4 separate regions of the Homo sapiens genome follow, and regions 1, 2 and 3 are each linked to region 4. The links are chromatin contacts, found by Hi-C or POLR2A ChIA-PET in ENCODE. All regions are on one chromosome and are shown on one strand. The core of a region is the stretch at or near the end of the contact, and the rest is flanking DNA. Distances in the headings are between cores, read along the strand shown. Region 1 holds the start of CAMLG (calcium modulating ligand). Region 2 holds the start of DDX46 (DEAD-box helicase 46). Region 3 holds the start of JADE2 (jade family PHD finger 2). Region 4 holds the start of EGR1 (early growth response 1).

What was found. Hi-C counts contacts between places; a loop is a spot of excess contacts on that map. ChIA-PET counts read pairs that join two places held with the same protein, here RNA polymerase II (POLR2A). Pooled maps may share reads with other maps.
Region 1: a loop to region 4 is called in a pooled map, with 11 times the contacts of the local background. The contact joins the promoter of CAMLG here to the promoter of EGR1 in region 4. A Hi-C loop is called at or near these places in 5 of 50 pooled maps. POLR2A ChIA-PET finds 5 or more read pairs at or near these places in 2 of 52 experiments (H1 and HEK293T).
Region 2: a loop to region 4 is called in a pooled map, with 10 times the contacts of the local background. The contact joins the promoter of DDX46 here to the promoter of EGR1 in region 4. A Hi-C loop is called at or near these places in 5 of 50 pooled maps. POLR2A ChIA-PET finds 5 or more read pairs at or near these places in 2 of 52 experiments (H1 and HEK293T).
Region 3: a map of CD8-positive, alpha-beta T cell shows a loop between it and region 4 (19-fold over the local background). The contact joins the promoter of JADE2 here to the promoter of EGR1 in region 4. A Hi-C loop is called at or near these places in 2 of 168 maps with a recorded cell type or tissue (CD8-positive, alpha-beta T cell and naive thymus-derived CD4-positive, alpha-beta T cell) and 8 of 50 pooled maps.

Annotation. Positions count from the first base shown.
Region 1 is chr5:134,737,271-134,739,970 of GRCh38, forward strand. CAMLG (calcium modulating ligand) reads left to right here and starts at 1,278. Exons shown (of 4, transcript NM_001745.4): 1 at 1,278-1,522. The coding sequence starts at 1,351. RefSeq lists an enhancer at 866-915.
Region 2 is chr5:134,757,381-134,760,080 of GRCh38, forward strand. DDX46 (DEAD-box helicase 46) reads left to right here and starts at 1,399. Exons shown (of 23, transcript NM_001300860.2): 1 at 1,399-1,575. The coding sequence starts at 1,559. RefSeq lists an enhancer at 1,174-1,663.
Region 3 is chr5:134,524,353-134,527,052 of GRCh38, forward strand. It overlaps JADE2 (jade family PHD finger 2), which reads left to right and starts at 1,318. Exons shown (of 12, transcript NM_001388185.1): 1 at 1,318-1,659. LOC124901070 (a long non-coding RNA gene) reads right to left here and starts at 1,250. Exons shown (of 3, transcript XR_007058942.1): 1 at 1,114-1,250; 2 at 554-731. RefSeq lists silencers at 88-407, 988-1,037, 1,058-1,277, 1,408-1,487, 1,518-1,777 and 1 more.
Region 4 is chr5:138,464,209-138,466,908 of GRCh38, forward strand. EGR1 (early growth response 1) reads left to right here and starts at 1,271. Exons shown (of 2, transcript NM_001964.3): 1 at 1,271-1,860; 2 at 2,549-2,700. The coding sequence starts at 1,554. RefSeq lists silencers at 1-144, 465-864, 875-1,224, 1,315-1,524 and enhancers at 57-1,256, 329-1,169, 1,170-2,009.

The sequences.
Region 1 (2,700 bases), core at 28-2,527, 3.7 Mb before region 4:
GCCCAGGCTGGAGTGCAGTGGCATGATCTCGGCTCACTGCAATTTCTGCCTCCCAGGTTCAAGCGATTCTCCTGCCTCAGCCTCCCAAGTAGCTGGGATTACAGGTGCATGCCACCAGGTCAGGCTAATTTTTGTATTTTTAGTAGAGACGGGGTTTTGCCATATTGGCCAGGCTGGTCTCGAACTCCTGACCTCAGGTGATCCGCCTGCCTCGGCCTCCCAAAGTTAGGATTACAGACGTGAGCCACCGCTCCCGGCCTTTTTGTTTTTTTCTTTTCTTTTCCTTTTTTTTTTTTGAGACGGAGTCTCGTTCTGTCGCCCAGGCTGGAGCATCTTTAGCATGCGAGGTGGTCATGAACGACAAGGAGAAAAAACAAGGTGAAGGGGAATGGGGAGTGTTGGCAATTTAGATAGAATGTGCACGAAAGGTTTCAATGGGAAATTCTAATTTGAATAAAAACGCACAAAACGCGAGGAAAGCCTAGGAACACATCAGCCGTATACTTTGCCGTAGAGAAGTTAAGGATGAGGAACAGGCACCAAGAACAAATCCCAGCGTAAGGCTCCCTTTAAGTGCGGCTCCCAGGGTTACGTATTCCCATTGCCTACAGGCGAGGCCGCGGGTCTGTAAACAAGCGACTGCCGCTGCAACCTCCATTTTGCTTCCTGGCACCAAATCTAGGCTGACCTACTTACTGCCATCCCTTTCCCACTCCCGGTTTTCTTTTCTTTCTTTTTTTTTTTCTCGAGACAGAGTCTCGCTCTGTAGCCCAGGCTGGAGAACAGTGGCGCGATCTCGGCTCACTGCAACCTCCGCCTCCTGGGTCCAAGAGATTCTCCTGCCTCAGCCTCCCGAGTAGCTGGGATTACAGGCGCGCGCCACCCCGCCCGGCTAAGTTTTTGTATTTTTAGTAGAGACGGGTGGGGGGAGGGGGGAGGGGGTCACCATGTTGGCCAGGCTACTCTCGAAATCGTGACCTCGTGATCCGCCCGCCTCGGCCTTCCAAAGTGCTAGGATTACAGGCGTGAGCCACCACTCCCGGCCCTGGGTGCTGGTTTTCTTCACCTCCGAGTGAACAGCAGAGGGGGCTGTTGGGTGAGGGCCAGAAGAGTTGGGGAGGCACGAGGGCGTCCAGCGCTGCCCTCACTCAAGATGGCGGCCAGAGCCTCGCGCTTGGTCGCGTGGGGCGGTGCGTGAGTGCTTAGCTCACAGGCTCCGGGACCGCGCTCGGGGGCGGGTCTATAGTGGGAAGGGGACGCGCGCCCTGCGGCCCGGCCTCTAGTCATCGCCCTCGCAGCGGCGGCCAACATCACCGCCACTGCCACCCCTCCCAGACTGTGGACGGGAGGATGGAGTCGATGGCCGTCGCTACCGACGGCGGGGAGAGGCCGGGGGTCCCAGCGGGCTCAGGTCTGTCGGCTTCCCAGCGTCGGGCGGAGCTGCGTCGGAGAAAGCTGCTCATGAACTCGGAACAGCGCATCAACCGGATCATGGGCTTTCACAGGCCCGGGAGCGGCGCGGGTAAGAGCCTCGATTTCCCCTCAGTCTCCCGCCCATCACCTTGAATCTTCAGGGTCATTCTTCCCTCTCCCACCTCCACTCCTCTGACCTTTTTGACCAAGCCTTGCTCTTTGATTTCCTCTCTGTCCCGCCCCTTCGGTGATATCCCAAGTTCTCATCCCTGAACCCCAGGATGTTCCTAGTCGCTCCCCTCAATTTTCCCGGGGCCTCGCCGTGAGATTTTCCCCACCCTGCCTGCAGAGCTCTCACTCCCTCTTCCCAGTTACGTTGAACAGCCCCTTTTTTCCTTAGCCACTCCTCGCCTTTCTTGAAGGGCGCACGTTGTATCCCCAGACTGTCATGTCTACTGCTCCCCTTAGGAAGATGGCTTTCCTTCTTAAGGTTCCAAGTGCTTTTCCTTACAGTGCCTTCTCTAGCGTCTACCTTCTTTTGCCTTTTGCTGTGTAACTCCTGTCCGCCCACATCAGCCTGTCTTTACTGAACTGCCCGCTAGTTCATCCTACGTGTATCAGGGACTCTTGTGCTCATATCCTAGTGTTTGTGTTCAGTGCCGTCAACACTGTCACCTACGGGCCGGCTAGAAAAGGTGGGAAAAGTGAGAGTGAGCATTCTTCAGAGACCCAGCAAGTGCGAAGTGCACACCTGAGAGTTTCCTCTCCTCATGAGGGGATATTGTTGTGATTGATGTCTGGAGCTGCATTTCTAAGGAGAGCGCCTCCTTCCTCCCCCAAACACATGTCCAATGATTTTCTTTAAAAAAAATTTATTTCACGTGAGTATAATTGAGCAATTAGCGCGCCCTAGTGTTATCTAAGTTTCCAGTGTTTCCTTTAGTAATTGGCCTTTAGTCACTGGTCGCAAGCTCCTTATATCTTTGTGACTTTTGTTCTGTAAGGCTTTAGGTGTATAGCTCTGAACTTTTAGGCAGTTCAAATGAGAGGTAAGAAAACCATTTCAAATTCTTCTAGAACAATAGAAGAAACATTTTTCTATCGGGCTATTTATTCTTAAAGCATTATTTATGATCTTACCTGAGGTACTTTCTATATTTTGTTCTTTTGCTTTGAAAATTTTATGTCTTTAAAGGTTGTTTTATTTTTTGAGACAGGGTCTCCCTCTGTAGGCCAGGCTGGAGTGCAGTGGCATGATCATAGCTTACTGCAGCCTCAAACTCCTGG
Region 2 (2,700 bases), core at 149-2,648, 3.7 Mb before region 4:
GGAGGCTGAGGCAGGAGAATCGCTTGAACCCAGGAGGTGGAGGTTGTGGTGAGCTGAGCTCTCACCATTGCACTCCAGCCTGGGCAACAAAAGCGAAACTCCGTCTCAAAAAAAAAAAACAAAAAAAATTCAACATTTCTGTGTGTGTTGCATGAGACAATACATATACATTTTTTTGGTGCCCAAACTCTCGAATAATGTTCTCAATCTTGACTGTACTTCAGAATTACCTGGGAAGCTTAAAAATTCCCAGTGCACAAGAAGCACTCCAGGCCAATTAAATCAGAACATAGGGGTGGAACCCAGGCTTCTATTTTATTTACTAATATTTTAGAGATGAGATTTCTCTGTGCTACCCAGGCTGGAGTCATCATAGCTCACTGCAGCCTCAAACTCCTGGGCTCAAGTAATCTTCTTGCCTCAGCCTCCCTGGCTCAAATGATCCTCTCACCTCAGCCTCCCAAGTAGCTAGAACCACAGGCGTGCCAGCACACCTGGCTAATTATTTTGCTTATTTTTTGTAGAGGGTCTCGCTATGTTGCCCAGGTAGGTCTTGAATTCCTGGGCTCAAGCCATCCTCCTGCCTCGGCCTCCCAAAGTGCTGGGATTATAGGCATGAGCCACCATGGCTGGCCCTTTTTTTGTTTTTTTGTTTTATTTTTAAGCTTCCCAGTGCAAGCAATGTTGAGAACTAATCTTTTGCCAAAGTATTTTTAGCTCTTTGTTCTCTACTAGGTTAACACCTACCGGGTCTTCAAATCTCACCTCAGAGTTCACTTCCAAGGGAAACGTGTTTTCTGAATCCGTCTCCAATGGTGGACTCTCCTTGCTGTATTACTTCTGCTTGTGTTTTTAGTCAAGTCTATTATTATTACTATTTTCTTTGCAGAGACGAGGGCTACGTTGCCCAGGTCTTGAATTCCTGGGCTCAATAGATCCTCCCGCCTCAGCCTCCCAAAGTGCTGGGATTTCAGGCGTGAGCCACTGTGCTGGCTTTAGTCATCTGTTTCCCGGATAGACTGTGAGCTCCCCAGGATCTAGCACAAGCCTGGCATATGACAACATAAATAAATGAGTGAATGTATACATGAATAAAGAGCGTGTACGGAGAAAGTTGCCGCATTATTTAGCGCAAATTAAGGCAGACATCAGCCTGCCCAGGACGCCTCTTTGGCTCTGGCGCGAAACACCCTCACGGGCCGGCGAGGCTGACGCGCTGCGCTCCATCGCACTAATCAGCCGGGCGTGGTGCGGGCGCCGGGAAGACTGGGCGGGGCGAAGGCATCACCTTTCGATGGGGCCGGCGCTGTGCGTCCTCCAGTCGAGGTGGGGCGCTGTGGAAGAGCGGCAGCTTCCGGTCGGCTTTTCTCTTCCTTCGGCTGCCGGCGCCAGCACGTCCTGTTTTCGTTGGCCGCGCTGGGATGGCCGCCACAGCTGTAGGTGCTGCTAGTGTTTAGCGCTGGTCTTTGCCGGGCGTTGAGGGCAGCTCAGCCTCCTTGTTTGTCCGGTTCGCCTGTGCGTGGTACTCAAGGGCACCAGTATTCCCGCGGTCGGCAGCATGGGTCGGGAGTCACGGTGAGGCAGAGCGCCGAGCGGGCTAGCGGGCGAGCGGCTTCTTGGGGTCGTGAGAAGAGGCGGGAGTTGAGGTGGCCGCCGGGCCAGGCCTGGCGCGGCCCCACGTGCGGTCAGCGCTGCCCCGCGAGCATTGGAAGGGCTGGGGGACCTCGGCTGAGGGAATGGTTGTGTTTGGGCCAGCGACGGCTTCCCCTGCACTACCATCAGAGGGTTCGAGCCCCTGGAGCGGGAACAACCCTCCAGGACGTTAGTGATTGGGCACCACATCCCGCCACTTCAAGGGAGCCTGCCCTGATTACTTCAGTCAGAAGTGATCCCAGTTGGATTGCTTATTGCTTCGCGTTTCCAACATTTCCTCGACTCCTGTCATTCTGTATTTTAGTTCTTTGTGCGCGTATGATCTTTTCCCAAGTTACTTGAAAGGAGCGTGTGGGCAGACATTTTTACCGCATCGACAGCACTATACACGACTAGGCTTTTACTGGGCTACAATAAATACTTGTTGCGTGGGCATTTACTTCGCAAATAGATTTCGTATTTAAGCAGGTAACTTTGTTACCTGCTTTTCTGTCCTTTTGAAGTTGTGGACTATGAGCTCTTATTAGAACTCATTAGATCTCATCACAACTTTAGATTGTTGATAGATTGTTAGGAACCTTGAGATTTTTATGTTAAAAATGACTATTTGCTATGTATTTAGCAATGACTGAAAGATATTTTATGTCTAGGAACAATGAAGGCTTTTGTTGTTAGTGCTAACAGTTCTTTGTTGAGGTACAATTAACAATCAGGGAAATGGACAAAACGTAAGGGTAAAGCTTGATGAAATTTAGCAAATATATAAACCGTGTAATCATCACCTGGATGAAGATAAAAAATATTTCTTTAACTACAGAAAATTCCTGTGACGGTGTTTTAAATCTCCGGAAGGCTGTCCAGACCAGAAATCTGAAAGTGATATTTATTTGACTCATTCTTCTCTCTCACTACCCACAGCCTGTTAGATTCTACATCCTTTGCCCATTCTGGTTGTCCCTGACTTAATTGAGGCCCTAATTATTTATTGTCCAGACTACTACATCTGTTTTAAATTGATTCTCTGAATTGATTGTCTTCCTCTGTTGC
Region 3 (2,700 bases), core at 68-2,567, 3.9 Mb before region 4:
AGCCCGCCCGCCTGGCGAGCGCAGGCTCTTCTTCCAGAAACTGCGAGGATCCGAGCGTACTGTTTGTGCACCACAAGGTCAAGTCGGGAAGTGGAGCCGGAGGAGGAGGGGCGAGGAGGCGAAGGGTGGGGAGAGGGGCGCCCCGCTTCCTCGCCATGTGCCAGCCTTTGGAAGTTACCCCTCGGTTTTTAACCCTTTCGGGGTAATGGGAAGGAAGAGCAAGGAGGAAGGGGTCGCCCCGGGGCAAAATCCTGCTGGGGCCAGGATGTGCAACCACCCACCCACCCGCTCATCACTGCCTTCTCCACCCCCCGGAAATGCGGGGCAGCGCTAGGCGCCAGGAGGCACCCGGGAGGGGGGAGGGGGCGACGAGCCCAATGGGGACCCTCTCTACGGACCGCCCCTCTTTTCTTGAGGTCGCCTACAATTTCAAGTTCCCCCGCCCGGAATGTTAGTTTTCCATTTGGAGTGGGTGCGGGGAGGAGGGCCGCGCCCCCTCCCCAAGACTCGCGTTCGCCCCTCCACTCCCCTCCTGCCAGCACTTTCTGCTCACTTCTGGTGCTGCAAAACGCCACGCAATTTATTCGATTCGCATTTTAAAACCAGCGATTCAGAAGCAGGGCCTAGGGCGAGGGTCTTCCAGCGCTGGAGCCCCGGGGGGCGGGGTGCTCAGTGCAAACCTCGTTCCCTCCGCGAGTGTCGCCTCCAGGCTGTTATTTGCAAAGAAACGTCTTTTTGACGCAGGGAGAAATGGCAAATTTTAAGTACGTCATTAATATGGCGCCAAAAGATTTTTTTAAGTATAAGCTCGCTTTTTTTTTTTTTTAAGGTTGCGGGGGGCGCCGCCCGGGTCTGGGGCGCGTAGGGGGCGGGGTGTGAGCAGAAAGTGTGAGTGAAAGAGTGGAGGGGCGGGGTATGTGTGTGAGTGTGTGAAGTGTGAGCAGACCTGATGGGACTTGCACGGGCGCAGCCGCCGCTCGGGCCCGGCCCTGGGGACAGGGCGGGCTAGGGGCGCCCCAGAGTCCATGGGGAGTCCGGGCCCAGGGTGCCAGCAGGCGTGGTGGTGGGGCTGCGAGGGAGGGCACCCTTCCCCCACGGGGCCCGCAACGCTACCTGGACTCCCCGCCGGAGCCAAACAACTGGGCGGGGGGTTGGGGGGGCGGCGACGGGGGTGTCGGGAGCGGAGATCCGAGTGAATAAGAAAAAAGTGGCTACTCCCCCTCCCTCGCTCCTCCTGCCCGCCCCCACCCCACCCCCACCCCAACACATTTTTTTTTTCTAAAGAGATCACAAGGAAGTCTTGGTTTAAAAAGAAACAGAAACATACACAGGGGGTTGGTGAATGGTGCCGACCGCGGCCATCGCAGTTGGAGGCTATTTTTTGGGGGGGGTGAGTAGCGTCCATGGAGTTACTTTGCGCCCACTCCTAGCGGCACCGGCTTAGGTCCTGCGGGCCGACCGTCCCCGGCGGGGGGCGTGGGGCCTGGGACGCCGCGGGCCCGGCCGCCTCCCTCGCCGCGACCCCGGATGGATGCGCGCCCCCCGCCCTCCCGCGCCGGCCCCAGGAGCTCCCGGCTTCGGGAGCATCCTTCCCGCGCCGGTCCCTGCAGCGGCGCGTAGCCGAGGGCAGCGCCCGTCAGGGGGGCACCGCGGAGCAAGGTAAGATCCAGCCCCCGGCGGATGGGCCCTGCGCATCTCCACGACGTTATTTGGCGTTTTTGCAACAGATCTGCCAGCGCTCTTCGCTCCCTCGCTCTCTCTTGCTCGCTCGCTCCCTCTCTCTCCTGCTGGCTGCCTGTTCTAGGAAGCCAGCGCGGAGAGGGGGGGGATGCACAGCACAGGGGAGAGAGATTGCGCATGTTGGTCAGTCGTGTTTTAAAGAGTACAGTGCGGGGAGGCTGAGAGGGGCGCATGCAACAACAACTTTTGGAAGGGTGAGCTTGGCGACCTTCTTTATTAATGACTGCGGCAAAGCGCCCCCGGGCCGGCGAGGGGGCGCGGGCGGGCGGGGGCGCGCCAGGGCTGCAACTTCCCCGCGGGCTCCGGCCGGGCGTAGGGGCTGCGGCGGGAGATGGGTACGGTGGGGAGGTCGAGCGGCCCGGGCGGGGGCTCCGAGAACCTGGAGCTATCTGCCCTCCTGTCTCCCCGAGTTTCATTTTGTTGATACGCAGCACGTCCGGGCGCCGAACCGGGCTGAGCCGGTGCACATGACCTCGCGCTGGGCTCACGTGCAGCCGGTCCGGTCCCAGACACCTTCCGGGGGCCACCGCCTCCGCCCTGTCGCCCCCTCTCCCGGCCCGGTGCACGCGGGCGCTGCACGCGGGGGCAGCATGCTCGGCTCCTGGGGTTGGAGGCTCTGCACAAATTAGACAGTTTTTTTGGAGGGGCGGGGGACACCCTTTCCAGGTGAGTGTGGAGGGTGCGGAGCCTCGGCGCCAGGGGTGAGGACTGGGGTCGGGGGCAGCCTCCACCTCCGGGGCCGCGCGGTAGTCCAGCTGGGGAGAGGCGCTGGGAGAGTGGAAATGTACCGGCGGCGGCCGGAGCGGCGGGTGCGCGCCCGCGGGGCGACGGCAGGGGGCGTGGCCCTTGTTTACCTTCTCCCAACTCTGCCGGTTCGCGTCCCGCTTCAGGGACGGATCCGCAGTCCCCAGCCCTCTGCCTAGGGCCCTGCACCATGGGTGGTACCAGGAAGATGCCGGC
Region 4 (2,700 bases), core at 21-2,520:
GCGAGGAGGCGGCGGAAGAGCCCGCGCGGCCGGAGTCCGGGGCTGGGAGTGGAGAGGGAACCTCCAGGGGGCAGCACCGAGCCGCCAAGCCGGTCCTCTCTTCGCGCCCAGCCCGGGGTCCCCAGACAGCCCATAGGGAAGCCCCTCTTTCGGATTCCCGCAGTGTGGGCCGGCCCTCCACCTGGACTGGATAAAGGGGGGAAAGTGACCCCTCACCACAAGGACCATTATCTCCTGGTGAGAACAAGAATCAGGCCTCTCTTGGGGCAATCAGCTTCCCCACTTCGGTCCCCCAAAGGTGGGCTCTTTGCCGGCGGGGACTAGGGAACAGCCTTTCGGTTCCGGGGGAGCACAGGGGACCCCAGGCACCAGCAGCCCCATCCCACCGACAGGTGGCAGAGGCAAGGCAGCTCACTGCTATACAGTGTCCCAAGAACCAAGTGGCCGTGACTTCCTATCCTCAATTTCCCAGCGACACCCGGAAAGACACCGTGCCATAGATCGAGGCCCGGGGTCAAGGCCCCGCCTCTCCTGGGCGGCCCCTGCCCAGGCGGGCCCAGCCGCTCCTCCCCCGCACTCCCGGTTCGCTCTCACGGTCCCTGAGGTGGGCGGGCGGGCCCTGGATGACAGCGATAGAACCCCGGCCCGACTCGCCCTCGCCCCCGCTCTGGGTCTGGGCTTCCCCAGCCTAGTTCACGCCTAGGAGCCGCCTGAGCAGCCGCGCGCCCAGCGCCACACGCCACGAGCCCTCCCCGCCTGGGCGTCCCCGGATCCCGCGAGCGCTCGGGCTCCCGGCTTGGAACCAGGGAGGAGGGAGGGAGCGAGGGAGCAACCAGCTGCGACCCGGAAATGCCATATAAGGAGCAGGAAGGATCCCCCGCCGGAACAACCCTTATTTGGGCAGCACCTTATTTGGAGTGGCCCGATATGGCCCGGCCGCTTCCGGCTCTGGGAGGAGGGAAGAAGGCGGAGGGAGGGGCAACGCGGGAACTCCGGAGCTGCGCGGGTCCCGGAGGCCCCGGCGGCGGCTAGAGCTCTAGGCTTCCCCGAAGCCTGGGCGCCTGGGATGCGGGCGCGGGCGCGGGCCCTAGGGTGCAGGATGGAGGTGCCGGGCGCTGTCGGATGGGGGGCTTCACGTCACTCCGGGTCCTCCCGGCCGGTCCTGCCATATTAGGGCTTCCTGCTTCCCATATATGGCCATGTACGTCACGACGGAGGCGGACCCGTGCCGTTCCAGACCCTTCAAATAGAGGCGGATCCGGGGAGTCGCGAGAGATCCCAGCGCGCAGAACTTGGGGAGCCGCCGCCGCCATCCGCCGCCGCAGCCAGCTTCCGCCGCCGCAGGACCGGCCCCTGCCCCAGCCTCCGCAGCCGCGGCGCGTCCACGCCCGCCCGCGCCCAGGGCGAGTCGGGGTCGCCGCCTGCACGCTTCTCAGTGTTCCCCGCGCCCCGCATGTAACCCGGCCAGGCCCCCGCAACTGTGTCCCCTGCAGCTCCAGCCCCGGGCTGCACCCCCCCGCCCCGACACCAGCTCTCCAGCCTGCTCGTCCAGGATGGCCGCGGCCAAGGCCGAGATGCAGCTGATGTCCCCGCTGCAGATCTCTGACCCGTTCGGATCCTTTCCTCACTCGCCCACCATGGACAACTACCCTAAGCTGGAGGAGATGATGCTGCTGAGCAACGGGGCTCCCCAGTTCCTCGGCGCCGCCGGGGCCCCAGAGGGCAGCGGCAGCAACAGCAGCAGCAGCAGCAGCGGGGGCGGTGGAGGCGGCGGGGGCGGCAGCAACAGCAGCAGCAGCAGCAGCACCTTCAACCCTCAGGCGGACACGGGCGAGCAGCCCTACGAGCACCTGACCGCAGGTAAGCAGTGGCCTACGCCGAGGGGGAACCCTTTCGCCACCATCCTGGCGTCCTGTCCTTCACCGCAGGAGTGCTCCTGGATCTTAGAATGAGAGCCGGGTTTCCCTTTCATTCCTCGCATCCCCAGAGTCATGTGTTAGAGGGATGCCAAGGAACCCCACACAGCCCACCCCCTGCCCTCATCCCTAGCGGAGCGCAGAGGACCGAGCTTTTGTTTTGGATGGAGAGCTCTGGAGCTGCGTGGGTGGGTGGAGGGGGAGGGCTTGTTTTGATGAGCGGGGCTGCGCCCCCCACCTCCAGTAAGACTTGCCTTGCCTTGCTTGCCGCCTGTCCCCAAGGAAGGACCGTGATCCTTGGCCGTGGATGTCCCGGCAGCCCGGGTTTGGGGGCGCGCACTAGCCGCGGCCATGGGGGTGCTGGCGGGAATCCCTCGCCCGCACAGCCGCCGCTGCGGAGCGCTGCGAGCTGCAGTGGAGGGGGATTCTCCGTATTTGCGTCAGCTGTTGTTGAAATGGGCTCTGCCACTGGTGCGGGTCCAGGAACATTGCAATGTGCTGCTATCAATTATTAACTACCTCGGGAGTCAATGGTAGCCGGCCCGGTCTCTTGCCTGGCAGCTCGGGTCGTCCTCGTCCTCCAGTGATTGCTTTCCAGTAACCAGGCCTCCCGCTTCTCTCTCTCCTGCCAGAGTCTTTTCCTGACATCTCTCTGAACAACGAGAAGGTGCTGGTGGAGACCAGTTACCCCAGCCAAACCACTCGACTGCCCCCCATCACCTATACTGGCCGCTTTTCCCTGGAGCCTGCACCCAACAGTGGCAACACCTTGTGGCCCGAGCCC